Linked DNA regions of Homo sapiens: region 1 is linked to region 2. A link is a loop called in an ENCODE intact Hi-C map of the cell type or tissue named here. Cell type or tissue: Caco-2. All regions are shown on one strand.

Region 1 (4,000 bases), 210 kb after region 2:
CCAGCTCAGCTTTTTATGTTATTGATATGGCGGCAGATTTCACATAGAGCAGCATCTCATTTACAAAGAACACAGAATGCCATGCCATGGACTCCAGAGATGGAAAAGTCCTTTGAGGCTGGGCACGGTGGGTCATGCCTGTAATCCCAACACTTTGGGAGGCTGCAGTGGGAGAATGGCTTGAGCTCAGGAGTTTGAGACCGGCCCGGGCAACATGGTGAAACCGTGTTTCTAACAAAAATTACCTGGGCGTGGTGGTGTGCGCCTGTAGTCCCACCTGCCTGGGAGGCTGAGGTGGAAGGATTGGTTGAGGCTGGGATGTCTAGGCTGCAGTGAGCCGAAATCAGTGCCACTGAACTCCAGTCTGGGCCACAGAGAGTGAGACCATGTCAAGGCAAGAAAAGAAAAGGTCGGGCACAGTGGCTCATGCCTATAATCCCAGCACTTTGGGAGGCCGAGGTGGGTGGATTGCCTGAGCTCAGGAGTTCTAGACTAGCCTGGGCAACACGGTGAAACCCTGTCTCTACTAAAATACAAAAAAAATTAGCCGGGCGTGGTGGCGTGCACCTGTAGTCCCAGCTATTTGGGAGGCTGGGGCAGGAGAATCACTTGAATGTGGGAGGCAGAGGTTGCAGTGAGCTGAGATTGTGCCATTGCACTCCAACCTGGGTGAAAGAGTGACTCCATCCCACAAAAAAAAAAAAAAAAAAAAATGAAAGGAAAGGAAAGGGAGAGAGGAAAGGTGTGGGTGGGGAGAGAGAGAGAGAAGAGGAGAAAGAGGAGAAAGAGAAAGAAGGAAAGAGAGAGAGAAGGAAAGAGAGAGAGAAGGAAAGAGAGAGAGAGGAAGAAAAGAGAGAAAGAAAGAAGTCTTTAGAATTTTAATGAAAGGCCAGGTGTGATGGCTGATGCCTGTAATCCCAGCACTTTGGGAGGCTGTGGTGGGAGGATGGCTTGAGCTTAGGAGTTCGAGACCAGCCTGGGCAACATGGTGAAACCCCGTTTCTACAAAAATTACCTGGGCATGGTGGTGCGTACCTGTAGTCCCAGCTACCTGGGACGCTCAGATGGGAGGATTGGTTGAGCCCAGGAAGTCGAGGTGGCAGTGAGCCGAAATCAGGGCCACTGCCCTCCAGCCTGGGCCACAGAGTGAGACCCTGTCAAGGCAAGAAAGTCAAGGCAGAGAGAAAGGAAAGAAGGAAGGAAGGGAGGGAGGGAGGGAGGGAAGGAAGGAAGGGAGGAGAGAGAAAGGGAGAAAGAAAAGAGAGAAAGAAATAAGTCCTTAGAATTTAATGAAAGGCCGGTTGCGGTGGCTCATGCCTGTAATTCCAGCACTTTTGGAGGCCTAGGCGGGTGGATCGCCTGAAGTCAGGAGCTTGAGACCAGTCTGGCCAACATGGTGAAACCCCGACTTATTTAAAAAAAAAAAAAAAAAGAAAAGAATCTTGCTGAAAGAAGAGAGAAAGAAGTTCTTAGAATCTTAATGAACAAAAACTCAAGTTTCTGAAACAAGAAAACAAATGTCTCAAATAGTCTAAAGAATACGGTTTTTTACTAGGGTGTTTAGCAATTTTCTTGCAGATTCTGATCTATCTCTATGTGATATAATAGGTGCAAAGCTCAACTGCTCCACTCAGCGGTTATGTGTGGGGGCCTCATTTTCTCCAGCTGTGGGATTGGGAAGCAAGTCGATTCCTTTTTTATAATTTTGAAATCCAGGAAACGCCAAAACCGTTAGCTTTCTTTCCCATCAGTTTGGCAGAAATTCACTGAGGTGAAGAGACGGGAGGTTATTTAAGGCCTCTATTTAGCTCATTTAAGGTGAATATCCACACACTTTGCTGAGAAATACGATCAGATAAGAGGATGCTGCCCCAGCTCCCATGGGACTTGTATGTGCTTTGTATTAGCCTTCTACAATCCACAGAGCTCAGATTCTGAAACACGTCTGGCCCTAGCGGTTTTGGATGAGGGGTAACACCTGTAACACCCAGAGGTGGCTGAGAGCAGTGAATGAGAATCCACGGACAGCACTGAAATTCACACCTTGGGGAACCTCTGATGTCCCTGTATCTGGCCAGTAGTTTCTGCCACTTACTGTTTAGATAGACGCAGAGAAAACAAGTAGGGACACAATTTCGGTAGCTGGAAGGGAGAACATTCCTTCGCCCTCCAACTAAGTGACTCTCCTCTCGCTTCTCAAGGCCAAGGAAGCTCTGCCGTAAGGCTAAACGCGACACTCAGGGAGCATTTGGAATCTTGCCCTGTGGCCTCTTGCCTCTAAAGCTGCAAGACCCTTTATGTGGCTCTGCTGTGGAAGGGAAAGGAGTAGAGAAAAACTACTCAAATGACTGCAGAGATGTAGAAGCTTTCCTTATCAGGGAGAGAATGGGAAGCTGCGATTGCTGTTTCCTGTTACTGTAGTGAACATTTCAAAATTATGACATAAAAATGGTTTTTGTTTCTTTTTTTGAGATGGCGGTCTCGCTCTCTCACCCAGGATGGAATGCAGTAGTGTGATCACGGCTCACTGCAGCCTCAATGTCCCAGGCTCAAGTGATCCTCCTGCCTCAGCCTCCTGAGTACCTGGAACTACAGGTGCATGACACCATACCTGGCTAATTTTTGTAATTTTTGTGGAGATGGGGTTTCACCATGTTGGCCAGGCTGGTCTTGAACTCTTGAGCTCAAGTGACCTACCCACCTTGGGTGGCCAAAAATGTTCGTTTATGTATTTATTTATTTTTGAGATGAAGTCTCGCTCTTGTCCCCCAGGCTGGAGTGCAATGGCGCGATCTTGGTTCACGGCAACCTCCACCTCCCTGGTTCAAGCGATTCTCTTGCCTCAGCCTCCCCAGTAGCTGGGATTACAGGCGCCTGCCACCATGCCCGGCTAATTTTTATATTTTTAGTAGAGATGGGGTTTCACCATCTTGGCCAGGCTGGTCTGGAACTCTTGACCTCAGGTGATCCGCCCGCCTCAGCCTCCCAAAGTGCTGGGATTACAGGCGTGAGCCACTGTGCCTGGCCCAAAAATGTTTTTTAATATCTGGGTTTTTATTGTTGGTGGTGGTGTTGGGGTGTTTGTTTGTTTGTTTGAGACAGCATCTTACTCTCTTGGCCAGACTGGAGTGCAGTGGCACAATCTCGGCTCATCGCAACCTCTGCCTCCGAGGTTCAAGAGATTCTCCTGCCTCAGCCTCCTGAGTAGCTGGGATTACAGGAGCAAGCACCACCAAGCCCAGCTAATTTTTGTATTTTTACTGGAGACGGGGTTTCACCATGTTGGCCAGGCTGGTCTCGAATTCTTGACCTCAAGCAATCCACCCGCCTCAGTCTCCCAAAGTGTTGGGATTACAGGCATGAGCCACCGCACCCAGCCAATACCTGTTTTTAAACTATGCTTCTATGTAGATGGGTTGTGCTTGAAATTATTTCACTAGTGGGGAAACACACTAAGTAGGAGAGCGACTTCACATTTTATTTATTTTTTCAGAGAGAGGTGCCCAGGCTGGTCTCAAACTCCTGGTCCCAAGCGATTCTTCCCCCTCAGCCTCCCACAGTGTTGGGATTACAGGTGTGAGCCACCGCCTGTCACGTGTTCTTTAGACAGTGGTGATTGTCCCAGGACCTACTTGCCTCACAGGGTGTGGTGGGGATCCAGTGAGGGCATCTATGCAAAGAGCTTAGAACAGTGCCTGGCACATAGTAAGGGCTCAGGACACATTAACAACGAATATGGTTTTAGAGATCGGGGTCCCAGACAAAGCTATGCCAGTGCTGAAACACTGTCGATCGGAACCACCTAGGAGCACCTTTTAAAACTCTCAAAGCCAAGGCCACACCCCACACCATAAATTAAGTCACAGCCTCTGGGGGTGGGGTCTGAGCATCAGTATTTTCTGGAAGTTTCCCAGGAGTTTTCAATATGCAGCCACGTTTGGGAACTGTCTGGTCTAGAACTTTGTGTGCCTGAGGCCTGCGCTGGGAGAACTGACTTTAA
Region 2 (4,000 bases):
AGTCACCAGTCTTTGGAGACCAAGTCTGCTACTTTTTTCTCTAAAGTGACAATCCTCTGAAACCTCCAGATCATCTTGAAGCCCCCGTCTGAAAGTTGCCCAGAGCCAGTGCCTCACCTGCTGTTCCTTGTTCACTTTTTCACGGGAGGCCTTGCAGGGCTTTATGACAAGATTTTATGGGTGGCTGCCCAGCATCATTGTGACTCGTGAGACAGAGAGAAACCAGTTGTAACCATGTAGACAGTGGAAGTGATAGGGAGAAAAGAGGTGAGGGGACTCTTCAATCCGAAGGGAAATGAAGTCTAAGCAGGCGCACCCTGCAGGTTCAGTGTCAAGCCCAGGGCCTGGCCCCAGGGTGTGGTATTTGTTGACTGGGTGTGTGGACCCTGGGAGAAAGTCTGAGAATGAATGTTCCTCTTAGAGGTAGAGAGTGGAAGGTGACTCTGTGTGTACTTGGAATTAGTGATTTCTGTACAGATGATTCTTTTAGAATCATCATGAGTATTTTTCTCTTTCAGACCCAAGAAACTCGAGAGATCTTACATTTCCACTATACCACATGGCCTGACTTTGGAGTCCCTGAATCACCAGCCTCATTCTTGAACTTTCTTTTCAAAGTCCGAGAGTCAGGGTCACTCAGCCCGGAGCACGGGCCCGTTGTGGTGCACTGCAGTGCAGGCATCGGCAGGTCTGGAACCTTCTGTCTGGCTGATACCTGCCTCTTGCTGGTAAGGAGGCCCTCGCGGGTGCCCTGGGGAGCTCCTCTACCTGCTCTGCTGTGATGTTTTTTCCTAAGTAGAAACTGAAGCGCTCCTCTTCCAAAATACAGAGACTCACTGTGTTAGTCTGTTTTTGCGTTACTAATAAAGGCGTACCTGAGACTCGGTAATTTGTAAAGAAAAGAGGTTTAACTGGCTCCCGGTTCTGCAGGCTGTACAAGCATGGCACCAGCATCTGCTCGGCTCCTGGGGAGGCCTCAGGGAGCTTCCAGTCATGGTGGAAGGTGAAGGGGAGCAGGAGCAAGAGATGGGGGAGGTCCCAGACTCTTAACCAGCTCTCTTGTGAATGCATTGCCTCAGGGAGGGCACCAAGCCTTTCATGAGGGACCTGTCCCCCTGACCCAGACACCTCCCACCCAGCCCCACCTCCAACACTAGGGATCACATTTCAGCATGAGATTGGGAGGGGACAGACATCTAACGGTGTTATTAACGTTGCCCTTGAGAATTGGACCTGGCTGACTTATATCTCCTCTCTGGCTTTCAGATGGACAAGAGGAAAGACCCTTCTTCCGTTGATATCAAGAAAGTGCTGTTAGAAATGAGGAAGTTTCGGATGGGGCTGATCCAGACAGCCGACCAGCTGCGCTTCTCCTACCTGGCTGTGATCGAAGGTGCCAAATTCATCATGGGGGACTCTTCCGTGCAGGTCAGCATTGCCTTTGTTTGAATCCAGGTGTGACCATTTTAACTTTTTTGTCTTTGAAGGAGGCTGTCAGTTGTAAAAGTTCAAACACCGTCTGGTGTCAGGGGAAATAGCTACCCTTCATGTTTAAAATAGCTAGAAAGTTGTCAAAATGTTCACCATGTTGCACTTTGTGCCTTTGAAGTGCTCACATAGAGAGCATTGATAGGAAGACGAGACTTTATTTTCAAAAGATTTCATCTTCCAAGTACATGGCTGCAGCCCTGAGAGGCCGAGAGCCCCTCGCCAAGCCGTCACCTCTGCTCATGCAAAGGGATTTCCTGACAAACCAGCCGAAGTGAACACTAATAGGACTTCCTCTTGCTGCTCTTTCAAGGATCAGTGGAAGGAGCTTTCCCACGAGGACCTGGAGCCCCCACCCGAGCATATCCCCCCACCTCCCCGGCCACCCAAACGAATCCTGGAGCCACACAATGGGAAATGCAGGGAGTTCTTCCCAAATCACCAGTGGGTGAAGGAAGAGACCCAGGAGGATAAAGACTGCCCCATCAAGGAAGAAAAAGGAAGCCCCTTAAATGCCGCACCCTACGGCATCGAAAGGTAATATGATTGGGTCCCAGCTTGTTGGGGTGAGGGGAAATGACTTTCTGTTCTAGAAACACACGCTGGTACTGAAACCCTGTGGATGCAGCCTCCTGTTGGCAAGCAGCGCTTCCGCATCCTTGGGGAACAGGGCGCGTGGACCACAGCCACTCCACTCCTGGCTGCTGGAGGTCCGGTATTGGGCACAGGGTGGCCGCAGGACATGAGCCACTTCTGTGGGCTTCTAGTGCCACCTTGTGGTGCTTGTTGGAATGAGGGGCTCGGAGCCACCGAGTAGGGTTTTTCTGCCCCCCCTGACGACAGCGCCCTCCCCCAGGTTTCCGGACAGTCCTGAAATGTGATGTCCAGGCTTGAGTGCCCTCAGTCCCCACAGTGGTCCTTTGGGGAATGTAACCTTTTTTATGTGGTCTTGATTAAATCCCATTTTACTTCCTTGCAGGTTAACAACCATTATTGAGTACCTATTGATATGTGTGGTGTACTGAGTTAACTAGAACATGTCCCCTGGTCTGTGTTCTAGACCATCTTGCTGGGAAAAAGGCAGACCCAAAGCATATTTTGGTGGGGGCCCATGGACAGTGATGTGATAGAGGTGTCCGCTGAGGTGGTCAGGGAAGGCTGCTTGCAGTAGGTGGCCGTGCACGGAAAGTTTGCAGAATGAGCAGGTGTTAGTTCCAGCTGGAGATGACTGCCGGCTGTGCCCTTGGTACCTGCTTTCTGGAGGGAAGTTTTAAGACGTGTGCATACTTGACCCAGCAGTTGTATACATGGAGAAATTTACTTTGCAGCAACTCTCAAAACAAGCGTGTAAAGATGTGTATAGGTAGTTGTGTTTGTTGTGGCATTGTTTGTAGTAGTGAAAAATTAGAGACAGGCCAATGATATAACCAGGGACCTGATCAATTATGTTCTCTCCCGGTGTTGGGATATTCTGTAGCTCTTAAAGAATGAGATCTGGGTGTACTGATGTGGCCAGACATTGCAATTGCAGTACATGAGAAGGCAAATCATACAGTAGTGTGTACACCAGTGAGTCCTCCAGCCAGATAAATCCTCACAGTGACCAGTCGCCCAGGCACCTTGTGAACCCTACCCTGGGTGTGGGTGCTATCTGAAGTACCTGGGGGAGGGGGTGACAAGTGGACTTCAGGCTGATGTGGGCCCTGGCCTGGCCCTCCCTCCAAGCAGAGGGGGCTGGCTCGCTGGAAGGTTAACATCATCCAACTCTGTCTACACGTGGCTTGTTTTTTCCTAGAATTCCTGCCACAATAGCAGCATCCTTGCCATTCATTTTCTCCAAAGTGAGTAACCCATCTCTGCCCTCTGATTCCTCAGCATGAGTCAAGACACTGAAGTTAGAAGTCGGGTCGTGGGGGGAAGTCTTCGAGGTGCCCAGGCTGCCTCCCCAGCCAAAGGGGAGCCGTCACTGCCCGAGAAGGACGAGGACCATGCACTGAGTTACTGGAAGCCCTTCCTGGTCAACATGTGCGTGGCTACGGTCCTCACGGCCGGCGCTTACCTCTGCTACAGGGTATGTTTCCACTGACAGACGCGCTGGCGAGATGCTCGTGTGCAGAGAGCACTGGCCGCTAGCCCGATGGTAGGATTCAGTTCTGTGGTGCATCTGAGCCAGTCTCAGAAGAAACAGATCAAAGGTTTTTAAAGTCTGGAACTGTGGAAGGGCTAACAAGAGAATTAAGGATCGATGCACTGGGGTTTTAAGGAGCCCTCTGGTCCCAAGAATATAAGAGTCTAATCTCAGGGCCTTAACCTATTCAGGAGTAAGTAGAGAAAATGCCAAATACGTCTGTTTCTCTCTCTCTTTTTTTTTTTATTCCTTTGTTTTTGGAAAAAAATAGAGTTACAACACATTGTTGTTTTTAACCTTTATAAAAAGCAGCTTTTTGTTATTTCTGGAACAAAAAAAAACAAAGTAGGCACTTATGAAACTTTCTCATACCCTTAGGTGATG

The links. Hi-C counts contacts between places; a loop is a spot of excess contacts. Peaks named below come from ENCODE experiments on the same cell type or tissue, not always from the same donor. Only the 100,000 strongest peaks of a DNase experiment are listed, where the experiment ranks them.
Region 1: it touches region 2 in a loop (11-fold over the local background); 5 of 110 quality-filtered maps call a loop at or near these places.

What each region holds. Positions count from the first base shown.
Region 1 is chr20:50,786,572-50,790,571 of GRCh38, forward strand. No RefSeq gene overlaps it. Among named protein-coding and RNA genes, the nearest start is that of BCAS4, 6.5 kb to the right of the region's middle. RefSeq lists an enhancer at 3,719-4,000. In Caco-2, CTCF peaks have their summits at 1,626 and 1,828; DNase peaks (open chromatin) are centred at 1,340, 1,650, 1,940, 3,900 and 2 weaker places.
Region 2 is chr20:50,577,902-50,581,901 of GRCh38, forward strand. It overlaps PTPN1 (protein tyrosine phosphatase non-receptor type 1), which reads left to right. Exons shown (of 10, transcript NM_002827.4): 6 at 519-728; 7 at 1,267-1,428; 8 at 1,802-2,025; 9 at 3,364-3,559. Among named protein-coding and RNA genes, the nearest start is that of MIR645, 5.9 kb to the right of the region's middle. In Caco-2, a CTCF peak has its summit at 2,264 (motif pointing left); a DNase peak (open chromatin) is centred at 2,250.